2 separate regions of the Homo sapiens genome follow, and region 1 is linked to region 2. Evidence: read pairs that join two places in POLR2A ChIA-PET (ENCODE). Cell type or tissue: B cell. All regions are shown on one strand. Each heading gives the region's core, and the rest is flanking DNA. Links, peaks and the distances in the headings are about the cores only. Region 1 overlaps NPC2 (NPC intracellular cholesterol transporter 2). Region 2 overlaps AREL1 (apoptosis resistant E3 ubiquitin protein ligase 1).

Region 1 (2,664 bases), core at 1-2,500, 200 kb after region 2:
GTGTCTCTTCATTCTTTCACTATGACCTGATGGTTAGCCTGGGCCTAATGATGCCATTTGTTTTTTAATATACTAAAATTTAATCATACATAAGAACTGTAATTTAATCTGACAGTAAAACACAAGAAGCAATATTAGAGTTGGTTTAGTATATTGTATATTTTAGCTTTGAAAGTCGTAGAAATCAGTTACCCCAGTTTTTTTCCTATAAAAGACCCATTTTTCCAAAGCATTATGCACAATTTCAATTAGAATATAATGACAGAGGATATTCCATAATTTTTAAAATATAAAATGAGGTAATTGATTCAAAAAAGTTATCTACTGCAATATCAATATCATTACAGATATAAAGTATGATGGTTCAACTTTTTAGTGCTTGATAGGGAGGAATCATGATAAAAAGGTCAATATGAAATCATTTGATTATAGTAGCAATATCTAACATTTGAAATGCATCCATGCTCTTTTGTATAATCATATTAGAGTCAAGTATATTTTCACATCTGTTATGTCTTATTTTCCAAGAGATATACACAGAGCAGTTTTTTTTCTCCAGGGAACTTATACAAACCAATATAAGATCTAAATTCTTCACATAATGTATAAAACAGGAGAAGCCTCTTCAAATTTATTTTTTGAAGTCTGGAATGCTGGCACTTTCCAATTAGGCAATAGTTCTTCATTCCTGTAACCTAGCTCAGAGCTGCTGCTGACTATGGGCCTAGAGCAGCAGACATGATTTCTTTTTAGGCTGTTTCTTTTCCACTGGTGTTTTTCTATTTATCTGTCTGACCAGGTCATAAAATATTTCATTAACATTGACCTTTGACTTTGCAGATTATTCTAAAATGGCACAGTTCCATCACTGTCATGCTAAATTCTGGCCCTGTTCTTTGCCAACTACTCACTCATCTTCCAGGTCACATTTATTGCCAACCAAAATCATTGGAACATCTTCTGTGTCCTTAACCAGTAAAATCTGTTCCCTCAGGTCCTGTAAGTCAAACGTGGACTGAATATACTAGTGCAAAACCTTGGCCATTCTTCATATACAAATCCCTCATTGCTGTAAATTGCCCTGTGCCTGCAGTATCTAGGATTTTAAGCATACACTGTTGGCAGTTGACTTCAACTTGCTTTCTGTAGGAATCTTCTATCGTTGGGTCATATTTTTCAACAAAAATTCCCTGAACAAACTGAACCATCAGAGCAGACTGCCCAACACCTCCTGAACCAAGGACCACTAGCTCACCCGTGATGTGGTCTGTTTAAATACTGATGATTCCCCCAGTCTGGCACCTCCTCCACCTCCTCCTCCCTCCTCCCTCCTCCCTCCTCCCTCCTCCCAGCTGCGGCTCCTGCTTCGGCTCTGCACAGCAACGGCTGATGCCATTTTTATATACAATATTTCACTTGGATCTCATGACCATCCTATGTAGAGGTGATATTATCTCTATTTTACAGCTGAAGAAATTTGAGCCTCTGAAGTTATGCAATATGAACAGAGTCCACTCCACTAAGAAGCAGTGGAGCCCAGGTTTTGAGCTGGGTCTTATAACTCCAAAGCCTGTGCAATGTTAAAAGATTTTAGCCAGGTACCAAATAATTAAAGATCCAAGTTGTCTTAACATTGTCATCAGAAAATCCTGGTTTCTCCATTAATCTCTTAACAAAACAAGAGAGCAGTAGTTTGTTAGCTCCATGGCAGAGAGGTAGCTTTTTCCAGCCTTCTTTCTGCCCTCCAATCCCCACCTTCACCTCTGACCCATCCCTGCTGCACCTACCTCTTTTTCTACCAAGCACTCATAAGGTAGATCCTGCTGCAGTGGACCTGTATTAAAGATATGTATCTTGATAAGAATGGAGGAAATAGAGGGATGGCCTTTTTCCATGAAGAAAAAGAGCCGCATTTCTTGAAATCAAGTAGAACTCAGGAGCAATATCTGGCCATTTATTTTCTAGGAAAGGTAAGTAATTAAAGAACATTCTAAAGAGACTCAAATATAGGATGTCTGTGCTTAAGGGCTGTTGGAGACCTTAGAGGTCAGGGACAGATTAGTAGATGAATATCCACATAACCATGGGCATGTCTGAACCTCAGTTACGTATGCAGTGACTAGTCAGAGCCTGATACGTAGTAGGTACTTAATGTATGGTAGTTATTGTCTGTTAAATGAGTTACATTTAATTTGAAAAATAGCTCAAACTGCTTAAGCACTAAATGAAGCAGTAGTTAATGTATACTAGTCTGGAAAAACTCACAAGGCAAGTTTCAAGAACCTGAATATCAGTGCCACTCACATGTTCCATTGTGAAGAAACATTAGAGTACAAAAGAGAGGTAGTAACTAGTGACAAGTAAGCTAATGTCCACATAAGAAAGGACCTGCAGAGTGTCAGTGAGTTATCAAGAATTGGAAGGGACCACTCACGTGATATGAGTGTAACAAGTCAAGGCAGGGATTTCTGATGAAGTACATTATTAGAAAGCAGTTTAAGGGCGTTAACTGAAAGTATATTGCTACAAAAGGTTGTCATCCTTGAAATTATTCATACAGCTACAGACTTCTCTAGGCCATCTTTTGTGCTTTGACATTTCCATTTCTAGCTAACAAGAACGTTTCCTTATACCTAAGAATCTAAATTTTTTTTACTCTCTGCT
Region 2 (7,060 bases), core at 2,798-5,297:
CTGTTGTAGAGCAGTGGGACATTTTGTAAAGTTGATGTCAGCGAATGATGAATTGATAGAACTAACTCTCTGGTCATGAGGAGGTTTCAAGAAGACAGTTGTTTGGGGAAAAAGTAGTAATTGGTCTGTTGAGTTTTAAATGATGAATAGAGGTGGGGCAGAAATGTAGAACTGACTCATTGGAGAAGGTTTAGCTGATCTTGAAAATCAGTAGTGATGATTTGATTGAGAAATAAGTGACAGGGGAAAAATGGCCGAGGACTCCACAAGGTAAAGCTCATTACTGCCAGCTTCATGATAACTGGACTGTGGCTCTCATGTTCTAATTTGTCCTCCCTGTACCTGGCACATTGAGTAAGTACTCAGGGCCGGGCGTGGTGGCTCACGCCTGTAATCCCAGCACTTTGGGAGGCTGAGGCGGGTGGATCACGAGGTCATGAGATCGAGACCATCCTGGCTAACACAGTGAAACCTCGTCTCTACCAAAAATACAAAAAATTAGCTGGGCATGGTGGCAGGCACCTGTAATGCCAGCTACTCGGGAGGCTGAGGCAGGAGAATGGCGCGAACCCGGGAGGCAGAGCTTTCAGTGAGCCGAGATCACACCACTGCACTCCAGCCTGGGTGACAGTGTGAGACTCCGTCAAAAAAAAAAAAAAAAAAAAAAAAAAGTAAGTACTCAGTATTTGTTGGACGAATTATTTTAGGATGAGTTTTTAACCCTTTATTGTAAAATTTTTTAGGCATAAAATTAGAATAGTATAAAGAACTCCCATGCAGACTGTTCAGGGACAGTAATAGAAGCCATGCCTTTTGAAATTCAGATGCATTTCTCTTTGAAGAAAGTGTGGGCCAGTAGAGAGGAGTTTCCTATCAGCTTTGAAGTAAAGGAGTAGTGATACTGGCGCTACTATTGATAATAATTGTAATAATCATTAAAACTTTGAGAACTCACTGTGTGCCAGGCACTACTGTAGGCTGCTTACATGTGTTAACTCATTTAATCCTCACAGCACCCCGTGAGGTACATATAAGGAAACTGGCACTCCTTTACAAAGATTAAATGACTTGTCCAGGGTCACATTATGAATGATGGGGCATGGATTTGAAGCCAGGTAATCTAACTCTAGAGTCTGCCCCCTTATCCTCTATCTTATGCTATTTGTTATGCTGTTTGGCTAGAGCTTTGATGGCCATGGGGAGTTGCATTGAAGTCATATCATACTAAAGGAGATGATACCATAGAAATTATTAAATTGCAACTCTTTTTACAGCAATGAGATTCTGAAGCCTAGATAGGTCACACAGTTTGCAGTCCTGGGATTGTTCTCCAGGCTTTTCAATTACTGCATGTCAGCTGTCTCTCACAGAAGGGTTGTTGTAGTTGTCAGAGATAGTAGGTGGGAATTTTTCTAGCCCTCATGACTCAAGCCATACATTTGGCACTGCTTTTATTCCTCTAAGAAGACCACAAATCTGTAACACCAGCCACATATACTTCATTTCTTTGCTGAGTGCTGTAACTTCCCTGAGGACCAGAAATTTCACATCTAGGGTCAGATCGAATGGCATCCCGCTGAGGAAGTACCTAAGGCAGTTAAACTGCCAGTTTTGGTCCCACCAAGTCATCTAGTGCATCCTGTAAGATGCAGACAGATGCTTTTTGAGAGATCGTAGCAGATTTTTGAGATGATAGCTGTTGGGTCCCCAGCTAATTCAGCATAGGGTCCCAAGAGATGAGATACTTGTTTGGGAAGGAGGTTCAGTAGTTGTGATCCCAAATTTTGGCTCTTTATATTGTCTGTAATAGACCCTTTTGGGAGCACCTTCATCCACGTGACAATTCTAATGTTCCCAGTGTGGATTTCTTTTCTAGTAGGACTTTAGATAATCACTCTAAGTAGGATTTGTATGAAACTTTTGACGGTCATTCCTCAAATTACCTACTCTCTGTGGGTTCCACTGGGTATATTGTTATCAGAGGAACTAAGCAAGCACAATCAGATGTAAAAACACACCCTGAAAAAAAGTTGTTTTGGTCCCTCCCAGATCTGAGCCTAGAAATTTTTAGCTGTCTTGTCTCTACGTAATATTCTAGTGCTGATAAAAGGTGTTGGGTCAAGATAACATTGACAGCCTTAGTGTACGCTGACTTGAAAAGAAAGAGTGCATTCATGCATTGTAAAATAGCATATACAGCCTGTGCTAAGGTCAGACTCAGTGATAAGATATGAACGTTAGCATACATTGCATTTTTCCTTGGCAGTACTTTTATTGGTTCACATGATCAAATGAGTAATTAAGATTGAAGTCTTATTCTGGAAACAAGTTTAACAACAGTGAAAGTCTTCCCTCAGACTCCTACCTTGACAGGCATGACTGAGGATGAGAAGTACAGTCTCCTTTTGTTCCTCTCCTTGGTCTTTCTGCTGAGCTCATCTTCCAGAGGGCCCATTAGTTTGTCTGATTGGTAACAGCATAAATGACTTCACTTTCAGACCCACTGCTTATTATTGGGATGACCCAGAGTTCATTTTAATTACATAATGCCAACATGATGATAATGATACTTGCTTTAAAAAAAAAAAATCTACATTTTATATAGCTATTTCTACTTAGCTGAATTACTCCCAAAAGGCAAACATAAGGGGAAAGTGACTCCATTACCCTCTTTGCATGTGTTAATTAGCACCACTTTGCATGAGGGAGGGAAACTGTCTTGGGAACTATGGATCTAAGAAGATGAAAGCCATGTTACTGCATTTTGAAATTAGCAATAAAGCAAGTGGCTGTTTGTGGTATTCCTAGAGTGGTCAGTAGATTGGAAGTCTTTAAGGGGAATGATGCAGTCTCTTTGTTTCTCTGAAATATATTATACGGCACCTGTCAAGCTAGAAAGAGGATAGGAATAGTAAGGCTCTGGACTAGAGAGAGTTGTTTGGCTCACGCCATACACTCTTCTTTGTCTTACTCTGAGATAGCTATGAGGCAGAGTTGGAGACAAAAACTAAACAAGTTTTCTTTTAACAGCTGCAGCTGTGATCCTCGGCTGTCTGTTGGCATTGACGGGACCTGATGTTTTACGTTATTGGTACGTTATGGAAAGAGCTCTCTCTATTATATTTTTGTAAAGGTTGCTTGGGTCCTTTTTGCCTTTCTGCCTATTCTTTTCCCTTTGAAAATGGAGCTGAAAATATTTCTAGTCGTGCCAGAATGTACCTTCACAGAGTTGGCATTGGAATTCATTCATTTGGGTTTATTGAGCAATTATAGTCAATGCCAGACACTGTTTACTGTGGAGTCTAAAGTTGAATAAGACAAAAATCTGCCTTCAAGGAGTAGGCATTCATAACATAAAGGGGAACGGTCAAGGAGGAGAAAAGTTATACCAGATGAATGTGTAGGAGTTTGAAGGAGCCCAGAAAAGGGAACTGCTAACTCTGGTGGGGATTGGAGAAGACTTTTGCCAAGTACACAAGGGAGGGGAGGGCTCCCAAATAATGCATTCTTTAAGAAGGAAATGGTGGGAACCAAAGGCACATCCTTTTGACTGCTTCTGTGGGGTGCCCAGCAAGTGCAGGAAGGTAGGGAGCAGGGCGGACATTATATGCAGCTCATATAGAGCAAGAGTTTGCAAACTTTTTCTATAAAAGGCCAGAGAGTAAATATTTTTGGTTCCGAAGGCTCATTTCAATGACTCAACTCTGCCAGTGTAGTGCAAAAGTAGCCATAGACAATTTATAAATGATGGGTGTGGCTGTATCCCAATGGAACTTTATTTACCAAAATAGGCAGTGGGTGGGCTTTGGCCTGAGGACTGTAGTTACTGACCCCTGGTGTAGAAGTTCCTTTCTTATCTACAGAGGTAGTGCCCAGTGCAGTGTTTCTTTGGCAGTCTTACAGTCTCATCCTGACCTCCTTTAATTTTTGAGAAATGGCTGGCCTGTTGCATAATGAAAAGCTGTAATGTGTAACTGGCAGGCGGTTTGTGTGTTCTCTCTTTTGCATAGGTGGAATCACAGTGTCTGTGGTTGCATTCTTCTTCACAATTAAGTTCCTCTTTGAGCTTGCCGCACGTGTAGTCAGCTTCCTCCAGAATGAGGACCGCGAGCGCCGAGGGGACCGGACTATTTATGACTACGTGCGGGGAAATTACCTGGATCCCCGGTCTTGCAAAGTCTCCTGGGATTGGAAGGACCCCTATGAGGTGGGCCACAGCATGGCCTTCCGAGTGCATGTAAGGGAATGTTTCTGTCTCCATACCCATTGGGGTTTCTGAGTAACTTGCTTTCCAGAGCCCAGGTGCTGGCCTGGAATGTTAACATTTTCTCTTGTTTTTCAACTCCCTCCAGGAACTAGTGAATTGCTACTATCTGAAGAGTCACAAATTTCTCTGTCATTTTGATTTAATAGGTCCTTAGCTTTGAAGAAGTATAAAGCTTAATGTTACCTTTTCAAAATAAGAAAAATATTACAGAAAAGAGTAAGTATTATAGATAGGGGTTAGCAAATCAGGCCCACCTTCTGTTTCTTTAAATACATTTGTCTTGGAACACAGCCACACCCATTCATCATGTATTGACTATGGCTGTTTTCACACCTGAGTAGTTATGACAGTTGAGTAGTTGTGTACGGTCCACAAAGCCAAAATATTTACTCTCTGGCACTTTACAGAAAAAATTTCCCAACTCCTGCATTGACTTCTCCACTGTAGCATTAAGCTTGGCTTGAGAGTCTGAACCCCTCCTACCTTTGTCTGGTAACGCTTTAGTTCACTCATTGCCAGTGCTGCCGGCTAACTTACCTTTAAATTTGGGTTAGCATTGATAATATAAAGGGCTGGTAAGACCAAGGAGGCAGCATTGGTGGTTCAGAAGTGGCAAGTTAAAATGGACATTTTCTTGATTTAGTGGTAAATTCTACCCTTGTCCTCTGAACAAGTTAAGAATTTGCTCATGACTTAATGGTTTTCTTTAGAGTATTGAGGGGATTTGTTTCTCTCTGTGTTTTTGTGAGCAGGACTGTGAGGAACAGGGTAGGTACTGGGATTTACTGGTGTGGTCTCTGCCAGCTACTTCCTCTCTCCCCACTCACTCTACACAGGAAATGTTTTTTTCCTCTGCTTGCTAACAGGTGTCCTTCTTCTCCCCATGGCAGTTATTCTATAAGAACGGGCAGCCTTTCCCTGCACATCGGCCTGTGGGACTAAGAGTTCACATCTCTCATGTCGAGCTAGCAGTGGAAATTCCAGTGACCCAGGAAGTCCTTCAGGAGCCCAATTCCAACGTAGTAAAAGTGGCCTTCACTGTGCGCAAGGCTGGGCGTTATGAAATCACAGTGAAGCTTGGTGGATTAAATGTGGCATATAGTCCCTACTACAAAATTTTTCAACCTGGTAGGTTCTTTTTTCCTTTCTTTTTCCCTTTGTCTCCTTCCCTCTCTCTCTTTCCATCCTGTCTTTCCTTTTTAAAAATAATACCTTTATTGAGATTTAATTCCCATGCCATAAAATTCATCCTTTTAAAGTATACAGTTTAATGGTTCTTTAAATGCAGCCATCATCACAGTCGATTTTAGAGCATTTTCATCACCTCAAAAAGAAACCCCATACATGTTAGTAGTCACTTTTCCCCCAAATCCCCCAGACCTAGGCAGCCACTCATCTGCTGCCTCTGTGGATTTGCCTGCTGTGTTTGGCTGCTTTTGTCTTGCTGTAAAGAAATACCTGAGACTGGGTAATTTATAAAGAAAAGAGGTTTATTTGGCTCATGGTTCTGCAAGTTGTACAAAAAGCATAGCACCAGCATCTGCTTCTGGTGAGGCCTCGCGAAGCTTCCACTCATGGTGGAAGGCGAAGCGGGAGCAGGAGTGCCTAATGGTGAGAGAGGGAGCAAGAGAGAGAGAGAGGGAGGAGGTGCTGGGCTTTTCTAAACAAACAGATCTTGCATGAACTCAGAACAAGAGCTTATTCATTACCATGAGGAGGGGACCAAGCCATTCATGAGGGATCCTCCCCTATGACCCCATCACCTCCCACCAGGCCCCACCTCCAACACTGGGAATCACATTTCAACATGCGATTTGGAGGGTACAAATATCTAAACCAGATTCAGTCATGCTGTAGCGTGAATCTGTACTTCATTTCTTTTTATTGACAAATAATATTCTATTTTATGTACATGCCGTATTTTATTTATCCTTTCATCAGTTGGTGGTCGAATTGTTTCTACTTTTGGGTACTGTAAGCAACACTACTGTGAACATTTGTGTACAAGTTTTTGTGTTGACATGTTTTTATTACTCTGGGAGTAAAATTGCTGAGTCATTAGTTTGGTTAGTTCTTAAGGGCTAAGGGCTGTGGTATCCACAGAAATAATAGGACCTGGGGTCCCTGGGTAACTTTTGAAGTGAAACCGTACTGAGTGGGGCCTTAAGATTTGTGTATCTTTGCTTGACTAGTCCTTAATTTTCTTTCTCTGATAGCAGAGTAAGGCTCTGGACAAAGTGGCTCTCAAGCCGTCTCTCTTTCCATGTATCCTCTCCTTTGCTTAAGTGCCTCACTCAGATACTCCTTTTCATATGAATTATCATCACCCACCTCTTTGCCACCAGTGGAGAACAGCTCATACCCTTACATGTACCAGCCTTTTTAAAAAAATTAAACTTTTTATTTTTTGATAATTGTATATTCATATGCATTTGTAAGAAATAATGCAGAGATCTGGTGTACCCTTTTCCCAGTTTCCTGCAATGGTAACATTTTCCAAAACTACTAGTACAGTATAACAGCCAGGTTATTGACATTGATACAGTCAAGGTACAGAACATTTCCATCATCACAAGGATCCCTTATGTTGCCCTTTTACAGCCACACCTATCCCCCCCAACCTGTTTCTTTCTTTTTTTTTTTTTCTTTTTTTTTTTGATGGCGTCTCGCCCTGTCGCCAGGCTGGAGTGTAGTGGTGCCATCTTGGCTCACTGCAACCTCCAACTCCCTGGTTCAGTGGATTCTCCTGCCTCACGCTGAGTAGCTGGGATTACAGGCACGTGCCACCACGCC

What was found. Peaks named below come from ENCODE experiments on the same cell type or tissue, not always from the same donor. Only the 100,000 strongest peaks of a DNase experiment are listed, where the experiment ranks them.
Region 1: POLR2A ChIA-PET joins it to region 2 with 8 read pairs; 2 of 35 experiments call an interaction of 5 or more read pairs at or near these places.

What each region holds. Positions count from the first base shown.
Region 1 is chr14:74,481,569-74,484,232 of GRCh38, reverse strand. The region is part of intron 3 of NPC2 (NPC intracellular cholesterol transporter 2); the gene reads left to right. It also overlaps the pseudogene RAP1AP. Among named protein-coding and RNA genes, the nearest start is that of MIR4709, 2.7 kb to the right of the region's middle. In B cell, for the core only: no CTCF peak of the experiment used is centred there; no DNase peak of the experiment used is centred there.
Region 2 is chr14:74,681,631-74,688,690 of GRCh38, reverse strand. AREL1 (apoptosis resistant E3 ubiquitin protein ligase 1) reads left to right here. Exons shown (of 20, transcript NM_001039479.2): 3 at 3,031-3,091; 4 at 4,011-4,237; 5 at 5,158-5,395. The coding sequence starts at 3,076. Among named protein-coding and RNA genes, the nearest start is that of AREL1, 28 kb to the left of the region's middle. In B cell, for the core only: no CTCF peak of the experiment used is centred there; a DNase peak (open chromatin) is centred at 4,060; H3K27ac peaks cover 506 bases.